2 separate regions of the Homo sapiens genome follow, and region 2 is linked to region 1. The links are chromatin loops, found by intact Hi-C in ENCODE. Cell type or tissue: IMR-90. All regions are shown on one strand.

What was found. Hi-C counts contacts between places; a loop is a spot of excess contacts. Peaks named below come from ENCODE experiments on the same cell type or tissue, not always from the same donor. Only the 100,000 strongest peaks of a DNase experiment are listed, where the experiment ranks them.
Region 2: a loop joins it to region 1, with 13 times the contacts of the local background. A loop is called at or near these places in 17 of 110 quality-filtered maps.

The regions. Positions count from the first base shown.
Region 1 is chr6:70,107,323-70,109,822 of GRCh38, forward strand. All of the region lies in intron 16 of COL19A1 (collagen type XIX alpha 1 chain), which reads left to right. Among named protein-coding and RNA genes, the nearest start is that of COL9A1, 190 kb to the right of the region's middle. In IMR-90, a CTCF peak has its summit at 1,120 (motif pointing left); no DNase peak of the experiment used is centred here.
Region 2 is chr6:68,876,283-68,878,782 of GRCh38, forward strand. All of the region lies in intron 3 of ADGRB3 (adhesion G protein-coupled receptor B3), which reads left to right. Among named protein-coding and RNA genes, the nearest start is that of ADGRB3, 240 kb to the left of the region's middle. In IMR-90, a CTCF peak has its summit at 1,013 (motif pointing right); no DNase peak of the experiment used is centred here.

The DNA.
Region 1 (2,500 bases):
ATAGGATGGCGGTGAGGAACTTAGTCCTTCTCCTCACTAGCTTGTCCTGGAACAATTTTCTTAATGTTTCCTTGTCTCCATTTTCTTTTCTGTAAATTTGAAATAATAGCACCTACCCCACCTACTTTTTCCCACAGTGGCTACAAGAGCCCAATGTCATTGATATGAAAGAACTTTCTTCTAAATGTAAAGCTCTATCTAAATGTATCTTAGTTCCACTGTTATTATTCTGAACACCCATTCACACTGTAGAGAGAAGAGATTGTCTTCAATCAGTAATTAAACCAACACTTCTTTTCTCTCTTTACAGTTCTCCAAAAATCTAGTTAACAGAAATTTGAATGTCTATCAATGAATTGCTGAAATAAAAGATCACTTTGCATATGTCACACTTATTCTAGATACGTCATGAAGAGATCCAAAAGTTATTCCCAATTAGGTAACAATAACAACCAGGTCTAAAGAGTCAGTGATGTTTTTTCTCCCGAGATTTACAGCCTCTTCCTTGCTTGTGGGGCTTGTTCCTTTACCATCTGAGCTGTTGCATTTTATTAGTTGTGATGTTCTCTAAGTCTCAACTGTCCTTCCTCACACTCCAATAAAAGCTTGTCTTTTTTAAAAACCTTCCAGTTATCTGAGTAGCATAAGCAGTGGAAAGTAATAGACTTATGTTATGATAATGAGACTTGGAAAGTCTCAAGACTTGGAATGCCTTTGTTTATTTCAAAGTATTCTGGTTTTCAGTTCCTTTAGAAAAGAGAGGAAAGCAGCTGGAAATGAGGCGGAGCAGGAGAGAAAGTAGGAGAATTTAACTAATGAGCCATTAAAGGAAGTAGGTATTAGCCCATCCATTTGACATTAACTTTACTTCTCATTCATCATTACTGGAAAAAGCGTTTATTAAAAACCACACTAATTTAAAATTGTGTTATTATTTCTTCTGCTACAGGCAAGACTTTTTATTTTCTTTCTTTTTTTCTTCTGGTATTGTTTTTATGCATTGTTTCATTATTGCAGTATGAGAATTGAGCAGTGGGCTCCATTTGTCACATTTGTGTGCATAGCAATTTCAGTTGAAAACAGAAATTCAAAAAATTTTGTAACATGGGGCAACAGCTCCATCTACTGTTTCCATAGGAAAAGCTCTAGTCAAAGAATGACAATAGCTCTTTGAAGGATGTCAGAGGAATGGAAATTTTTCGATGTTTGAAGCTTATAAATCCATATGATTTTTAAAAAATTATTTTCAGGATTTTGTTACATTTATGCTTACCTTGAAATTTAAATATAAGTGCTATTTCATCAGCAGTCATTTTCAATGTCAACTTGATGCTCTTTTGAGGTAAAAATCCATACCTACTTCATGGATCTCTAAAATGCCCTTCTATTGTACAATACCAATAAAACTCTGCAGCATTAATTTTTGGGAGCTTACTCCAACAAAACATATGCTTCTTTTCTAAAACAAGTCTGATTTGAAACATGTACATTCATGTTTCTATTTTAATTTTAACTTCAGTGTAGAACTTCTTCTACCTTTAAAGCATGAATCATTGCACAGTCCTGAAAGTTACAATTATACATCAGTTTGCACAATTAAAAGAGTAAATTTAGGGTGTAAAATTTAATTTATTTACTAAACAAATACTTATGGCCTATCTACTATGTGTTAATCACTATTACAAACATTGAATATACAGTGGTTAAAAACACAAAGCAACAACAAACTACAGATAAGGTCTCTACCTTTCTTTATAACTTACTGTCTGTGGTGAGGCAGTACACCAATGGTTAATAAGCAGTTAAATAAATAGACAAAACAATTTCGGTTTAGAGTGAGGTGCTATGGGGGGAATAAACTGGGTAATGTGATAATGATTTGGAAGGAGGAGATGTTCTTCTCATTACCATCTAATTGAGGTGGTCCAGGGAGGTGTCTCTGAGCAGAAGACATTCCTTGAGAAGGAGCTGGCCATGTAAGGGCCAGAGCAAGAACTTTCCAAACAGAAATATCAGGACTTGCAAAGAGCTTCAGGTGGGGAAAAGCTTGATGTATTCAATAAACATAAAGGAGCTAAGAAAAGAATAGTGCCAGAAAAGATTTGGGAGCTGAATGGCTTCATCATATAGGGCCTTATAAGAATGGAAAAGAAGGGTTGGGGGGCAAGTGGAGAGATACACGTAGCCATGAAATAACCAGTTACATCTCCGTTTTGTAAGTGTGTGTGTGTGTGTGTGTGTGTGTGTGTGTGTGTGTGTGTATCTGCAGCGGTTTGATTTTTTTATGTGATGAAATTACTGTTCCTACTGATTCAAATAAATTATTCTGAAGGTAATATTGTTTTTAGCCCATTATCTTTAGTCTTTGAGTGGACGGGGAATAGGCTTGTTTGCTGAAAGAAAACAAAATTGACAAAGGTTTGATTGTAGCCCATTTAATTTCAGTCTTGTCTGAATCCACTGGATATCACTTTGGTCATTAGAGATGGAGAATTTCATC
Region 2 (2,500 bases), 1.2 Mb before region 1:
ATAGATGGAGCCTTCTTTCTAAGTATTGAAACTGAAGCGTATTAGTCAACAAAGAGATGATCAGGCTGTGATTAATAGACTCATTTAAACTAAACTCATAAGACCAAAGCACAGAAGTGAAAGCAGTATTTTGTTGATTTCTGAAAGGTGACACTAGTCCACGCTTTCATAGAAAGTGCCTGGGACTTGAAATTATTACTAGAAGATTTTGCTAAATATATAGTCGCAGCAAAAAGGATTGCTAGATTGTGTGAATGGATGGATAGTTTACTTTTCTTATAGGAAATCAGCTCTAGTCTATTCCTAGAATGGCTTTTTTGACCAAAATATTTTGTTTTCCATATATTGTTAGTCTTTATGGTCAATGATGAATAAACAGTGCTAAATACTTTCTTTTTATGGATGTACCAAAAGCAACATTTCAATTCATTAAGTAAACAGTTACATTTATGTATTGTCTTTCTCTGGTTACATCCTAGTCAACTTGATTAGAACTGGGTATTTATCTTCTGCAAAATATTTACAAACTGTTATGTATTTTTAGCATATGGCCATGTTTTCTTTTTATTGATGGTTTTAACTAGTTTACAGGTATGGCTCTTACTGATTTTTTTCAAAATTATAAATATTTTGTACACACCCATAATGCATTGAAAAAACTAGGGCTCAAGTGGCTATATGTTAATTTTAAATGTTTAATCAGCAAATAAATACTTCAAACATTTTATTTTGAAACACATCTTATAAATCATCTTTTTAAGTTTTATTACTAGTATTAGTATTATTTTGATCCACATATCTCTTGACTTTTTTCTTTTAAGTCCTTGATAAAATATTCATTAATTACTTAATGGGTAGCCTTTATAGTTCCCTTCAGAAAATATTCAGCAAGATAAATTTATGTGTAAATTAATGGGTAAAATTATATGATTGGATTCTTTATAAATAATCTACGTACTTTTTTTTTGTTTCTAGACATTATTAGTCTATACCCAACTTTAACCTTTAGGTGGCAGCATTTGAGAACAGTTATAGATACTTGCCACCATTTAGAAAAACAAGATGAATAGTGTATATGTTCAAAATAAAGAATTTAGGATTTTTTTTTTATTTAGACTCAGAACAATCGCTTATCAAGCACTGCACTATCTCATAATTTGTAACATTAAGAAGTATTTTCATATTCACATAAGGCTACTTTAGGTTTATAAAAAGTCCATCATTTGCATGGCCATTTGTTCACAGTTATACTTTCATTGAAGGCAGGGGTTCTTCCAAATGGATATTCCTAAAGGACCTTTGTTCTCAGCACATCTCCAATTTTAATGGATCTGGGCTAATTAGACATATCTGAAAATCTTTTCTAAAGTATTGAAAACAAAGACATTATCTTTCTTCTTGCAATTTATTGGTTTAAAAATACTTTACATTTATGTATAGTGAGAGATGAAAGGGCAAGTACAATATAAAACCAATTTATATCAAGGACTTTTTTTAATAGTCCATCTTAGTTGCTAACTAGAATAATCATCACAAAAGATACATTTTGCTGAATAACTGACCGATTAGTCTGATCTATCACTCCTATCTTGTTTTCTTTTTTTAAAAAATGAGGTCAACCAATTTTGCTTCACTAGCCAAGTACCTAATCAAGATCAGGCCATATATGAATAACTTCATTAAGATATATAATCAAGGCTAGAATCTATTATGTTTAATGGAATATGAGTGCTTAACTTTTACAGAGACTCATGTCAGCTTTTCTACAACTATAATTCCTGTTGCTGTATGATTAACTTTTTCATTATATTAAACTTAAAATTACTTTCTTTTATTTTTCTCTATTTGGATTTTAATATAGTTAAATAAATCTTTTAGGATAACTTTTTAAAATACTTCTTTTTCTTTTTATTGAAAAATGTTCCAATATTTTTATCCTGATTTCAGTTCAGAGGATTTTATTTTGTGTTTACTTCATTATTATAAGAAAGACATAAAATTTCAAATAACTTATTTAAAACCATGTTTATATATAGCTGATCCTAAAGACTAATGTGTATTTGTTCATTTTGGCCCTATAAAATATTAAATAGTTTTGCTAAGGAAAGTATTTGCAGTGATTTTTACTGATGGCAAAATTGTAAAAAAAAAAATTAATACCTAGTTATCATTTAAATAATTTATATTTTAGACAGGATCCAAAGTATACAACATGCTTTGTGTTTTAGACATTTGTGTTTGTGCTATTTACATTAAGAAAACTTGATCAGTATCTATAAACATCCTTTCCCTATAGAGAAATGGATAATCTGTTAATTTGTGTTGTAAAAGTCATGTAGTTCCATGAAGACAGTATCCAAAAGTATGGGTACTCTGTGACCATTTCAGTTTTTGTCACATTTTTCTATTTGCCTGAATCCCTCAAAATGGCATGTATGTCCATTTTCACACTACTGATAAAAACATACCTGAGACTGGGCAATTTACAAAAGAAAGAGGT